Regions from separate parts of the Homo sapiens genome. Here all the other regions are linked to region 3. Evidence: chromatin loops called from intact Hi-C (ENCODE). Cell type or tissue: IMR-90. All regions are shown on one strand. Links, peaks and the distances in the headings refer to the core of each region. The heading gives the core; the rest is flanking DNA.

Region 1 (4,936 bases), core at 662-4,661, 580 kb after region 3:
GGGAAGTTTTTGAGGCTAGTCCTGTTCTGCTTAGTGAGCAAATATTTGAGGGTGAGGAAATGTGTGTGCTGCTCACACACATTTAACAGTAAAATCTTATATGTAAATAACTAGCTTTTTGTGGGGTGTGTGTGTGTGAGAGAGAGAGAGAGAGAGAGAGAGAGAGATGGGAGGACGGAAGGAGGGAGAGGGAGGAGAGAAAGAAAGGGAATGAGAGAAAGCAGCACCATGGAAATATATTTAATTTCAAATGGCTCCTTTTTACAAATGCCTGGTTGACCTTATAAATCTAAATCAGTCAACATTTTGCATAGCAACTACAGGGCTCACTAAAGCATGGAACTCCGAAGGCACTGTACTCAGAAGGCAGCACCTGGCATGCTTTAATTGGAGTTATTCCTGGCTGATTTGCCTCCACATTGGGGAACACAGGAGAGAACACTTTTCTCTTGCCATTAGCTCTAGGCCCTTCTTTCTGACTTATGAAGAAATATTAAAAGAACTAATATGTACAACTTGAGTAAACAGTGACTAAGAAGGGATATGCTAATTATGTGCAAGAGTTTAAAAGGTGCATACACTGAGGAGGATGAGAAGTTATTTAGCCTGGTAGCTGAATATTGCCAGGAGACACAAAAACACATTAAGCAAAGGGAGATTTAAACTAAACACTAGATCCCAGAATAAACATAACACTCAGCGATGTGAGCAGGCTTGTGGAAATTGGTTGAGATGTTTAAAATACCAAAATACTGAAATTTGCATTTCAAGTAAACATTTCTGTAAGGGCAAAAAATAATAGATAGGGACAAGAGAAAGACCCAAATTGTGGCCATAGAACTCGTCTACCAGAGAACTTAAACCATAGGTTTTGTGTCCATTTCTGGCCTGAGAGTCTTTTTAAGGTTGAGAGAATAAAAGACATTATTGGTAGGACCCTGGGGTTGAGAGCAGCCAGTCAGAGAGAACTGAAGGAAGTGGAGAAAAGTTGCCCTCTTGGGGACAGGCTCGTGGGGGCAAAGGGAAAGAAAGGAACAGGAGAATCTGAGTGCATTTTAGAATTTTGTGACTCAAGATTCAGCTGGTGTATTCCATGCCTTAAAACAAGAAACGGCACTTGCTAAGATTGTATCGTGCCTGTGTCCACAGGGAGCTCTGTTGGTTTCCAAAACGATAACTCCACATGGCAGATAATTCCTCAGGACATGGCCAGAGATGCCCCTGTGCAGTCCTTCAACAGCAGAGTATGCAGCACACCCTTTCTTCCCCAGTAAAAGAGAACTCTATTAGGGTCATTAAAAGGCAGTGGAGTTTTATGCCAACTTCTCTGACAGAAATACTTAGCCACTTTTCAATACTTAGCTCTATTCTCTTAAACTACATGAAGTGCTGACAATGACTCTAGTATCTCTTTGAATTTCTTAATTCAGTTCAGCTTTATCTCAGTCCATTCAGGTTACTATAACAAAAATACCATAGACTGGGTAGCTTATAAACAATGGAAATGTATTTCTTACAGTTTTGGAGCTTGGGAAGTCCAAGATCAGGGTGCCAGCAAATTTACTGTCTGATAAGGGCCCACTTCCTGATTCAGAGACAGCTCTCTTTTCTCTGTGTCCTTACGTGGCAGAAGAGGCAAAGGAACTCTCTGGAGTTTCTGTTTTCTTTTCTTTTTTTTTTTTTTGAGATGGAGTCTTGCTCTGTCACCCAGGCTGGAGTGCAGTGGCTCGATCTCAGTTCACTGCAACCTCCGCCTCCCAGGTTGAAGCAATTCTGCTGCCTCAGCCTCCCAAATAGCTGGGATTACAGGCACATGCCACCACACTTGCTAATTTTTTTGTATTTTTAGTAGAAACGGGGTTTCACCATGTTGGCCTGGCTGGTTTTGAACTCTTGACCTCAAGTGATCTGCCCACCTCGGCCTCCCAAAGTGCTAGGGTTACAGGCGTAAGCCACCATACCCAGCCTGGAGTTTCTTTTATAAGGGCACTAATCTCATTCATGAAGGCTCCATCTTCATGACCTAATCACCTCCAAAGACCCCACTTCCAAATACCGTCATCACTTTGGGGCTTAAGTTTCAACATATGAATTTTGGAGAAGCACCAGCATTGGGTCTGTAGCAAGCTAACTCAACAAACATTTATGGAGTGACTAATCTGAGCCAAACTCTGTGCTAGTTCATGAGGATATTATGAGTAAGGCATGGTCCCTGCAACACTTACAATCTGGAGCTTTGGCTTTCCAACAACAGAAAAGCTCCCATTTCCTGTTAAATTTCTGTGAATTGGTAAGAAATTCTCAAGTGAAGCAGTAGAGATAATGCATTGTGGGAAAAGTCTCCTGGGTGTGACTAGAACAGACTAATCAGGAAGGGCCAGGGAATGCAAGAGTTTCAACTGGAGGATCCAGGGAATAGGGAAAGGAAGCATGACAACAGGGAGGGCCCAGGGGTGTCTCTGAATGTTTTAAATTCAGTTTCTGGCTTGAGAGTCTTCTTAAGGTTGAGAGAATAAAAGGAAATATTGGCAGGACCCTTGGGTTGAGAGCAGCCAGTCAGAACTGAAAGAACTGGAGAAAATTTGCTCTCATGAGGACGGACACACCGGGGCAAAGGAAAGAAAGGAGCAGGAGAATTGTTGGATGAGATTGGTTGGATGATGGAATACGGTGTAGTTTCCCCTGCCGATAGTTGGTTTGCACCTTGAGCCTGCTCCCACTTTATTGAGATAGCTATGCACATTGTGTGCTGGAGACAGAGGCTGCCATCAGAGAGGAGGAGAGCTATCACAGGAGAAGCAAAAATGATGTCTCTGCCTCCCATGTGGGTCACTTAAGGGAAAACTCTCCTTTTATCCTCAGGTAGTTTAGGGGAAATTCTAGAGACATGAGATTGAAAGTTTATCTGATAAGGATATGTTTTATTATCTGCTTATCAGGAACAAATGAGATTACTAATACTTATATTGGTATGTAAGAATCCCAGGCCCCAAACACAATAAATATTGTTTTATTTTCTGTCATTCATCTTACTATTTCCTTTCATAGGTGCCATCTTCCAGAATTGGTAGGGCTTTAGTTGGCGCAGCTAAAAATAATCTTTCTCTCTCCTGCAACTGTTTAGTTTTTGTTTTTGTTTTATAAATTCAAAAAGCGAAGTAGGGACCCATAATCCACCATTTCTAGGTATTTCATGGGAATTGGAAAGAATTCAGTGTTGCCAACCATCTCTAAGATTATCCTTGTTCTCTCCTTCTTCTACTGACAGCTCTGTCCCCAACCAAGATTAAGATTATGGGTGGGGGATATGCAGTATGAGAAGAAATACTAAAACATTCTGAAATTATTATTAACTATTTTCTCATTAAAATTTACCATTATTCTCAAAATAAATAATGCTATCTTACTTTCTATTCTACCTCTGCATTCTAGGTTTTCAATGAGCTTATACCTATTTCTGCCTGCTAAATAAAAAACTAATTGTCAAAGTTGCCATTAGCCTTCAGGGTATTTATGTTCAGCTAGAAGAGTCTTAGCATCAAATAGTTGGCATGACACTTAGTGCATAGAAACAATATGCAGGAAAGATCTTTTTACCCCTTCAATCCTAAATCCTGCCCAATTAATCCAGAAAAGTGGCCAGTTACCCTTTCTGAGATTACTGTTTTCTTCTCTACTACATTCTACTTCTATAACATGTAAAATCAGATCTAAGTACTTGCTTTAAATGTTGGCAAAGGAGAAGAGAAAAATGTAGACAGGAAAAAATTAACCTCTTAAAAATAATATTTAGGAGATCGAGACCATCTTGGCTAACACGGTGAAACCCCGTCTCTACTAAAAATACAAAAAATTAGCCGGGCGCAGTGGCGGGCGCCTGTAGTCCCAGCTACTCGGGAGGCTGAGGCAGGAGAATGGCGTGAACCTGGGAGGCGGAGCTTGCAGTGAGCCGAGATTGTGCCACTGCAATCCGGCCTAGGCTAAAGAGCGGGACTCCATCTCAAAAAAAAAAAAAAAAAATAATAATAATAATAATAATAATAATAATAATATTTAACTATATGCTATAGACTAATTCTAAAACATTCTCAGTAGAAGCATGTGCTAGATAAAGATAATGTGCAGAACTTCAGAACCAAATAATGTTATATTACTCTTGCCTGTTTTTTTAATCAAGATTGTACAGTTTCCTCAAAACTAGTGATATTGACAATTGAGAGAAGACTTGAAGCTTGGAATATCCAGAGAGTTGTGTTATAGAATGCTAGCAAAGAAGCCCCATGTTCTGTCGGAAGCCTAGTTAACAGGTTTAGCTGACATATTTAGAGTAAATTTGTCTCCTTGCTAACTGTCTGTTACGTTGATTTGGTCATTGAGGAATTCCCAAAAAAAGGAAAACAGCTTATAGCATTTGAGCAGAGCTAATGACTGGTACCATTTAGTAGAGAATGACCAGGAGCATCGTGATTGCAGGACTGTGTTCTTTAACACCCTCCCCAGCTGCTCTATCCTAACTCGTGTAACAGTGGAGTTTTGAAATTTTGGGGTGAGGGGGTTCAGTTTAGCTAGAGTTGAAGTCCTTGGGCCTTTCTGGCCAAGCTCTGGCTAGGCTCTTCCTGCTACCCAATCTCATTTCCTCTTCTCTTTCCTCTTTCACCTTCTCCTTCCTCAATCACCTTCTTTTCCTCTTTTCATTTTTCTCCCTCTCTACTTCTTCCTTATTTCTCTCTCCATCTCTTCAGGAAGAAAATGGTTTAATCAATTATTCTCCACATAGGGGAATTTAAACAAGGTTTCTTAAGTTGAGATTTCTTTACTAAAATGCACACACTCAACTATGTAGATCTTTCCAAACAGGACCTCCCTATACCTAATCCCAACTTTTAAGCCAATAATATTTAACTCCCTACCCCAAACCCCAGATGACACAGTCCAT
Region 2 (4,936 bases), core at 662-4,661, 440 kb after region 3:
CTTCCTGTCTGGACATTTTGTCCACACAGCTGTAACCTCCACTACCCCTTGGCTAGTATCTCTCTCATAACCTTAATCATGACTTCCCCTTATTCTCTGAGTGCACTGGGATTTTTTTTTCCAAGGGATGCTTTCCTGCTCCTCCAGCAATGTACAGAGGGATGTAGGGGTATGTGGTGCAGCTGGGAAGACAACCAAAACTGCGCATTCAAAAGGCCTGTCAGATGGCATCCAAAGCTTCTTTCAGCCTGGCTTTCTGCCTTTGCATTTCTCCTTCCTAATATCCCCGTGTGTTCTCCAGTGTCTGGCACCAAGAAAATATTCTTCATCTTTTTTTTTCCTTTTATGCTCTAACTTCAAGTTCTTCTCATCTTTAAATGCAAGCTCTAGGAAACAGAAGACTAAGCAACTGCCCTCTCTAGGGCATAAGTGTTAGTAAGCCACACACAGTGGAGTGGGCAATTGCCAGGGGAGCCTGTCTCCTGCTGGTTTGGACCAGGGCAAGGTGAGAATCTGACAAATATTAGCAGAGCTTCTGTGTGAGCTTGATTCCCATGACCTTATGGAATTCTATAATTTTGATTTCAGGATCACTCTAACTCATCATCTATAGAAAGATGATATTGTTTCAAAAGTTAAAGTCAAAGAGAAAAGAAAGAAAAGGATAACATTGTGATGAAAAGTTCGTTAAGAGGAGGGTGATAGACAGAATAATGACCCCCCAAAGATGTCTATATTTGAACCTCTGAAACCTGTGAATATGCTACCTTACATGGCAAAAGGGACTTTGCAGATGTAATTAAGTTAAAATCTAAAGATGAACAAATTAGTTTAGATTATTTGGATAGGCCCAATGTAATCACAAAGATCTTTATCAGAGAGAAGCAGGAAGGTCAGAGTGCCAAGGGAATGTGAAGATGGAAGTGAGGGTTGTAGTTAGAGAGAGAGACTTGAAGATACTACACTGCTGGTGTGAAGATGGAGAAGGCGGCCACAGCCAAGGACTGCAGGCAGCTTCCAGAAACTGGAAAAGACAAGGAAACAGATTCTCCCCCTCAAACCACCAGAAGGAGCTCAGCTCTGCTGACATTTGGACTGTAGCCCAGTGAGACCCATTTTGGACTTCTCACCTCCAGGACTCTAAGATAATAAACTTATATTATTTTAAGCCACTGAGTTTGCATAGCAATAACAAACTAACACAAGCAGTTTCCCCTCAGAGTTCTTCATGGGCAGACACTCAGTTATGTAAAATTAGCTTGAGCTTTTCTGGAAGGAAATAAAAGATACGGAATATATGCCTGTACAGAATTCCTTTTTTTGGCATAATGGTGTATAATGGGGAATTGAAATGCTCTGATCAGTGATGTTAGCACATATTTTATTACTGGTGACTAATATTCAAAGAATTGTATTATGTTCAACTGTAATGCAAAAAATGACAAAGGAAGCTTTTCTGTTTTTTTCTTTTCCTTTTTTTCTTTTCTTTTTTTGTATGATCCACAAAGCACTTTAGGAACTTGCACTGCCTCGGGGTAATCATTGTGAACATCAATTATCATTGTACCATTGAAGCACAGAAGCACCCGCTAGTAATAATATTTCTAGGTGATGAGCACCAGATAAACCATCATTTACTATGATATAGTGCCTTGATTATGCCTGTTAAATTACAACTTTGGGAAAACTGCATAACTGTTTCAGAATTAAAATTTACTCATTTCAGGTATTTGCTTTGAAACACCATGACAACAGAAATAGAATGAGAGATAAAAGGAGGTCCCATGGTTACTCTTAAATGCAGCTCTTAGAATGCTGACATGAGAACTCCTCATCAGTGGTCTCTACTAGAAAAGGGGTTAGGTAAGCAGGTGTTTTGCTTTAGTCTCATTTGGTGAGCATGTGGGGTGTCCTCGACTTCAGGGTTATGAACCTGTCATACAGATACAACATTTTTATTGCCAACACCTGATAACATGTGTTACTTGAAGGAAGAGCCAATATCGTCTTTCCTCACTCCCCTTCTCCATGTGTTATAATTCATAGAACAGAACCAGGTCCACAACAAGTACTCAGTGAATGAATAAGCTAATGTTGAGTTCTTTAAATAGCAGTTGCTGACATTGGTGCAGCCCTCAGTGTACCAGGTGCTTTCCCACACATGGCTTTGGTTGATCACTCAAACACACAGTGAGGTGGCCATCCGCGTTTGAGGAGGTACAGCTGCTGATTCATGATGACTCATAGTCACATAGTCTGCCATGGAATTCTGGTTCCATCATCCCTATCTAGGGGTTCTGGGGAAATTTACTTAACCTTCTCAAGTCTCAGTTTTCTCATCTGCAAATATATATACATATATAGTTCTTGTATCGTCAGGTTGTTGTGATGATTAAGTGAGATGGTTTCCACAGTGGGCTCTAGCATAGAGCCTGGCACTTACAAAGGAGTGTATAAATCATAGATTTTTGCTATTCTCAGTTGGTGCAGGAAAACAAAGAGTAGAGGCATTAAGTGACTTACCCAAAGTCCCTAATACCAAGAGAGAAAATCTGGCTTGAATCTTCTCTTGATACTGGGTAATTATCTGAGTCCAGAAACCATTGTTTAATCTCTCTTTCTTCTTTGTTGTCTCTTCCCAGTGTGCACAGATACATGCACACACACAAACACACACACCACACATACCCCTGCATCACTGCCCAGTTTGAGTTGCTGGGGAGAATGACTGGGGAACGCCACATGTTCTTGTCAGGAACCTGCTAATGGCAGCTGACAGCTGTGCAGTGGCAGAAGCTGTGTGCTTGCAGGGGCCAGTCTCCAACTGAGAGGAGCAGTTTCACACCCAGTCCTAGGAAAGGCATTCAGCTTTTTCCTCCTTCCCATGAGAGCCCGAGGCAGCCTCCCTCCCCACCAACCACTGTGCTCATACAGCGATTAGTTTATCTGCCCTTCAGTAACCTGCTAATTCCAGGTAATGGAAAAAACCCTTCGCAGAAGTGGTTTACCAAACCACCTTCAGGATTCTAAGGAAACAGGGCTTCCTTCACATGTCCAAGGTTTAGAGATGGAGATGGGTACCTTTTCCCATGAATGGTAGCCTCAGGGATTTGAATCTTTTTGTTTTATTCCTCTTTCCCCTGAAGCTCATCCTTCAAACCAGGCTCTTTAATTTAGGACATGACGGGGTCCACATATTAGGATAAGCACAACATATTAGCTCTGCAGGAGCTGCCAGAAAGGACAGTAGCTATTTTGTGCTTTAGGTTTTGAGGAGAAGAGAATTTGACAAATGGCCCGTGTCCTTGGGGGATAACAAAGCAGCAAGTCTAGGGTAGCCAGAGAGGAGAATGATAAAGACAAGGGGAACACTGATATTCAGCTTTCCAAAATCTCTCTTCCCATGGAGGGAAAAGAAACATTGTTCAAGTTGCAAATCCTGCTGCTTGTGATTCGGAAGATTCCTGTCACTGAATATGCAGCTGAGCAGCCCTCTTTGCAAAGGCTGATCTCAAAGCCTCATCATCGTTGCCCACAAGCCAATCCTGGCATCGCTTTTCAAGGGATTTGTTTTGTATTTTCAGTATTAACACTCTGAGCTGGGAAAGGATGACAGCCCCATGAGCAGCAGCAACACAGCTTGGTAATTGGTTTTTAAATGCTTTTTGCTTTAAATTGATACCATGGGTCTTTCATTCTTCCTCCCTGGAGGAATTTCAATCTTTTATTTTTTGAAGGGTGACTTTTCCTCATCCTATGAGAATTGAGGGACAGACTTATAATTCCTGGCTCTCTTAAGTAAGGACCCTAAGAGGAGATAGATGTTATCCTACCAGGCAGGCTGTCGGAACACGGGCGGGAGATGGGAGAACTGGGTTCCAGTTCTGACTCTGCTCCTGATTGTCTGTGTGACCTTATATAGATCACTCTTCGTCTCAAAGCATCTATGTTTTTAATAAGTAAAACGAGAAACTTAGCTTAGACTTGTGTGTCTCAAACTTCACCTGCATATCAGTCACCTGGTGATCTTAGTAAAATGAGATTCGGATTCAGCATCTCTGGGTGGGGCCTGAGATGGTACATCTAAGCTTCCAGGTGATGACAGCACTTCTGGGTCAAGGACAATGCAAGGGTCAAGGATGTTGTTTTTCTGAGTGTGGTCTAGTGACCACTGAAAGTCCCATCAGGGCTTCTCCCATTACACTTTGTGAATTCAACATGTTCTCACTATCCTAGCTGCTAAACACCAGTTCAATCCCATCATCTCTCTGCTAGACTATTCAGCAATCCACCCACTGGTATACTTTCTTCTACTTTCCACACCCCCTATTCCCTACCCAGCCATGATAGAGCCTTTTTGAAAACATAAATCAGATCATATTTACCCCTTACCCCAGTTAAAACCCCCCAGTGACTTCCAGAATCTCTTGAAATGAAATCCAGGGATTATTATGGCCCTACATAATTTGGTCACTCTCTATCACCCCACCCTCCTATCTTTCTCCCCCTCTCACTGTGTCCTAGTTGAGTGGTTGTCAACTAGGGATGATTTTGCCTCCCAGGAGACGTGTGTCAATGGCTGGAGACATTTTTTGATTGTCACAGCCAGGAAGGTAAAACCAGCATCTAGTGGGTTGAGGCCAAGGATGCTGCTGAAATTACAATGCACAGAAAAGCCCCATATCACACACACGATATATAGAAGTATTATATAATATATAATATTTTTAATATTATATGTATAGCTATTATATGTATATATGTATTTTATATATTAGAATATATAATAATGTATATTGTATATTCTAATATATAAAATACATAATATATATTCTAATATATAAAATACATATATTAGTATATTTAAATGTATGCATGTATATATTTAAATATATGTGTGTGTATGTATGTGTGTGTATATATATATATATATATA
Region 3 (4,936 bases), core at 341-4,340:
CCGAATGATATGAGATGGCAACAGGAGACAAGGGAGGTTTGTAATTCTGGTAATCCAGTGACAGGAGTTTGGCTGTCTGTCCCCAAAACATTTACCTTCACTGACTTAAAGTTTTCTGTGAAACAAGAGTTTCTTTTGGGGATTGATGCTCATTTTTGTATAATTATGATCTTTAGTGTAATTATGCATCAGATAGGAGAGTGCACACTAGGCTTCAGGTCTTGCCCTCAATTTCTATCATTTTGAAAATAATAAAAACTATATAATTATGGTGACAAAATTGGAGGGAAAGAGAGGTAGCTTCATGTATACATACCTAACTCAATTATTTTCTAGAGGAGATTACAGACCTGTGTGAGAAATTATATAAAGAACTAAAGATAACCACAATACCAACTTCTGTCCCAGGGACAAAGAATCAAAGTGTGATTCACAGAGTAGTGGCGGCAGCAGCAGCAGCCTTGGCGGTCCTCCCTAAATAGAACAACCAGAATCTGCATTTATATTTGTGTGTACAGGAAAGAGTGAGACACGCTTATCCGCAGGACTTCAGTCATGAAGCTGCCTCAGGTGCTTTTCTAAACAGAGTCTACCTGCCTCATTACCAGCTCCCACAGGAGTAAGAGTTCAATTACAGGATAAGTTTCTAACACTGTTTCTTCCCTCCTACCCTCATACCCATAGAGATTCACCTCCTGCTTAATATTGGAAGGTTGAGACTATGTATTAATAGTTCTCTTACAAGTCAAAGAATAGCAGAAATAGAGGGTATTTCAAACCAACCTTTAAAATTTCATTTTTAATAGTCCTACTGACCATATTTTCAACATGAGTGGCAGATTTCTGAAAAGATAATAATAAAATATTTGGCCACAAAGAACCATGTTAGTTTTATAATACATTATATTATCACATATCTATTCATAAGGCAACTTTGTAAAACGTACATACACATGCGTATCTGGATATAAAACAAGTAGGCATGTGATAAAATACAGGGACTTCACACTTGTGATTTTAAATATTCTAAATTCAAGGTAATAAAATTTTATTTAGCTCACAATTCTGACCCTATCTGATGTTTACAGGATATTATAATACTTTTAATGATAATAACATTGTTCCCAGTTAAATGTTAGCGTACCTAACAAGTATTACAGATTCCCAAGGAAACTAAGTATCTAAATGAAGAATAGCTAATGTTTAGTTTTTTCAAAGTTGGGGTCTTTAATTCCCTGTTTGTTTCTACACCAAGGGGGGAAAAGAAGAAACAACAAAAGGAGATTTGATTATTTGATAGTGAAATATAAAGATCTTGTTCAAATTTCTGTTTATCTTCTGTAAATCATGTGGAATGGCAATATTCACTAATGAAGTGTCAACCCTCAAATTCTTGATACGATATGTGATTTTCTATGACTTACAATTCACTATTTGAAACAAACTGTGGGCATGGGCCTACTGGGTAAGTTTGTGACCATCATGAAATTTTCTTTTTCTGTAGTTAAATCACTAAATGTTATCAAAATTTGTTGGTTAGCCCTGATACTGTAAGGATCGTGCATTGCAGATAAATCCTTTATCAAATATACTTAGTAAATGATGGAGTATAGCATACTATATATCATCTAGGAATATGGCATATTATATACATTTTGTTAAAGAATATTTATGTACCTGTGAGCTTTATCATTTGTTGTCATTTATGGCCTGAGAAACAGAGTGGGCAAATCTCGCAAGAAAAGCAAATTGTGGCCACCTGTGTTTCTGTAAGTATGGGACATATAAGTGGGTTTATACACACATACAATACACAGGAGATTTTTATTTTATGTGGTTTGACTTAGAATGACGTATTTGTAGAATTGTGGAAAGAACCAAAGGTGACTGACTCATCCACTGAGTCACTGGTGAGGGTTAAACCTTTGTGTTTCTCAAAGCTGATTCCACATAACAGCAAACTCTGCCCAAAAAGGATTAGTGCATTTTACCCTGGTCTCTGAGAGTGCCAAATACAAAGGGCTGTGACTCCCCTGATAGGAGGTTGCCTCAATATCCTTGTCCCTCTCCCTGTCATCATCTGAGCCTCAGAGATATCCCTCCTCCAGGGCATAATTTACAGCTTATAGCCACTGGCCCTGTTTTTCTCTCAATGTCCTACCTCTTAGTTTGTACGACTCAGAAGATCTGGGCTCTGAATTTGGATCTATCCTTGCATGCTGTAACTTTAAGCAAGTCTCTTGAATACTTTGAGCTTCATTTTCCTTTACAAAATGCTGAAACTGTCAGCTGGGTGCGGTGGCTCACGCCTGTAATCCCAGCACTTTGGGAGGCTGAGGCGGGGGGATCACAAGGTCAAGAGATTGAGATCATCCTGGCCAACATGGTGAAACCCCATCTTTACTAAAAATACAAAAACTAGCTGGGCGTGGTGGCGCCCACCTGTAGTCCCAGCTGCTTAGGAGACTGAGAAAGGAGAATCGCTTGAACCCGTGAGGCGGAGGTTGCAGTGAGCCAAGATCGCGCCACTGCGCTCCAGCCTGGCGACAGAGCGAGACTCCGTCTCAAAAATAAATAAATAAATAAAAATGCTGAAACTATCTATTTTAGTTACCCTACAGGGTTGTTTTAAGACGTTCACAGGAGGTAAGGTAGAAGTTTGTTGAATTATAAAGTGCTACACAAATGTAAACAATCAACGGCTTTTCAACCACATACAGCCAGTTATTTAGACTTCAGAGAATTCTTTTTTCTTTTTTCTTTTTTTTTAGGCCAGTGTGTCTCAAATTTCAGTGTGTATGTGGAGGGCTTGCTATAGCAGATTGCTTGACCTCCATCGCTAGAGTTTTTGAGTCAGTAGGTCCCTGGTAAGTCTGAGAATTTGCATTTCTCACAAGTTCTCAGGTGATGCTGATACTACAGGATACTACAAGTGTGATCCACAGGTGGGCATCTTAAGTATCACATAGTTGCATTAAAAAAAAAAAACAACAAAATCTCAGGACCTATGCTGGAGGGACTAAATCAAAGTCCACATTTTAATAAGACTTCCAAGCGATTCGCTAGCATATTGAGGTTGGAGAAGCACTGCATTCGATACTTCACAGCCACGGGAGCACAGTACCATCAGCTGGGGAACTTCTAAAAAATACTGCTGCCACATATCCTCTCTTCTCAGAAATTCTGATGTAGTTTGTTTGGGGAAGGGACTGGGCACAGGTTGTCGTTCTTTTGTTTTTTAATGATTCTGCTATGTACATAGAGGTAAAAACCAATGCCTAACTGGATAAGGAGTCTCCTTTACAGATCACTTTCAGGGCAGCACTAAATAGATATCAGTAAAAAAATTGGAGTCACATTGTATCGTTTGAGAAATATATCAGTAGCCAAAGATGAACAAATTCAAACGGGAGAGAGGAAATAGACCACCATAAACCCATTTGTTTGTTACACAATTTCATCCTTATGAGCCATGGAAAATGGGGTGACTTTATTTAATATGGATCAGATTTACATAACGTCTATGGAAATAACATAAAGCTTATTATTCTGTGCTGTCTCTCATTTGGGTTAGACAAGGTACAGAACTGTTCTAAGTTGTTTTTGTTGTTGCTTCTAATGCTATCACTAAGGGAGAAAACAGACAATATTTAGACAAGGAAACTGGCTTCTGTGCCAACATATTCAAGCACAGTAAATTCTGTGCACTTATATATATGAACATGTGATTTGCTAAATAATTGTATAATTCATCTCAATTTTATATAGTGATTTCTCTTTAGTTGAAACTTATAGAAAAGCCTATGTCATAGATAAAGACTTTTCATAAAGGATGTAATAAGTTCAAAATGGTCAACAAGTAGTCAGAAGATCAACCTCTTAATAGCATGAAATACTGTAATTTATTAAATAAAGATAACTGACAACTATTTTTGCCTACTACACAAGCTATTTTTATGATCAAATGATATTGTATGTATCAAAGTATTGTATAAACTCTATAATGGTATAAACTATAAACTCTTAAGACTATAGTCATATATTTACAGCAGGATATAACTTTTAGAAAATTTTAAAAATGTAAGAAAACAAGCCTTTTATTCTTATTTCTATGCTATACACAGGCCATTTGCACTACGATGTTTTTATTATGTCATTTCAAGTCCTTTAAAGTCACAAGTATCTTACGATATAGTTGAGTTTCTTATCAGGAGTGCAGGGCAAGTAGACTTTTTTTTTTTTTTTTTGTAGTTACCTGTAATTAAAACTTAATCTCCAGTTAATGTGTGATTAACCTTTACAAAATAAAACACTTTACTTCAGATTTTGTTAATTACTGTAGGAAAACCTCATAGATATGTAGAATAGGAAAGGCCTTGGAGATTAGGCAGTCCACCATCTCATTTTAAAGTGTTTTAACTGAGAAGAGAAAAATTTAGTTCGTTATCCAAAAACTTGAGTGATCAATTGAGAATTAGAACTCATGTATTTTAATTTTCATTTCACAGTACCACTGAGATTACCTTTTTGGTTTTCATTTTATCTGATGAAATGCCATTTTTATTATACATAAATGTATCCTTAAAATTGTCTTTCTCTCCTCTTCCTTCCTCTCCTTTTCTCTCCTCTCCCCTTCCCTTCTCTCCCTTCCTCCTCCCTCCAATTCTTCCCTCTTGCCTTCTCTCCTCCCTTCTCCTCTCTCCTTCCTCTCCCCTTTTCCCTCTCTCTTCTCCCTGTAAATCAAATCTGCATTTACCTGTGGAGGATCATCCAGTTAGTGCTGGTCAAGGAGGATTTGTTTCAAGGAAATGTCCCATCTTGCACATGTCTACTATCTGTCTGTACCACATGGGTTTTCCTTCCTCCACTTGCAGCTTCCAGCTTATTGGTTTTTATTATTTTTTTTTCCATAAGTTATTGGGATACAGGTGGTATT

Evidence for each region. A loop is a pair of places that touch in the nucleus more often than their neighbours do. Peaks named below come from ENCODE experiments on the same cell type or tissue, not always from the same donor. Only the 100,000 strongest peaks of a DNase experiment are listed, where the experiment ranks them.
Region 1: a loop joins it to region 3, with 4 times the contacts of the local background. A loop is called at or near these places in 1 of 110 quality-filtered maps.
Region 2: it touches region 3 in a loop (2.9-fold over the local background); 1 of 110 quality-filtered maps calls a loop at or near these places.

Annotation. Positions count from the first base shown.
Region 1 is chr3:115,853,367-115,858,302 of GRCh38, reverse strand. All of the region lies in intron 3 of LSAMP (limbic system associated membrane protein), which reads left to right. All of the region lies in intron 1 of LOC124906269 (a long non-coding RNA gene), which reads right to left. Among named protein-coding and RNA genes, the nearest start is that of SNORD155, 49 kb to the left of the region's middle. In IMR-90, for the core only: no CTCF peak of the experiment used is centred there; a DNase peak (open chromatin) is centred at 2,172; H3K27ac peaks cover 956 bases.
Region 2 is chr3:115,997,735-116,002,670 of GRCh38, reverse strand. The region is part of intron 3 of LSAMP (limbic system associated membrane protein); the gene reads left to right. The region is part of intron 1 of LOC124906269 (a long non-coding RNA gene); the gene reads right to left. It overlaps LOC124909414 (a long non-coding RNA gene), which reads left to right. Exons shown (of 2, transcript XR_007096014.1): 1 at 1-1,863. Among named protein-coding and RNA genes, the nearest start is that of SNORD155, 95 kb to the right of the region's middle. In IMR-90, for the core only: no CTCF peak of the experiment used is centred there; a DNase peak (open chromatin) is centred at 2,210.
Region 3 is chr3:116,437,372-116,442,307 of GRCh38, reverse strand. All of the region lies in intron 1 of LSAMP (limbic system associated membrane protein), which reads left to right. Among named protein-coding and RNA genes, the nearest start is that of LSAMP, 5.6 kb to the left of the region's middle. In IMR-90, for the core only: no CTCF peak of the experiment used is centred there; a DNase peak (open chromatin) is centred at 1,897.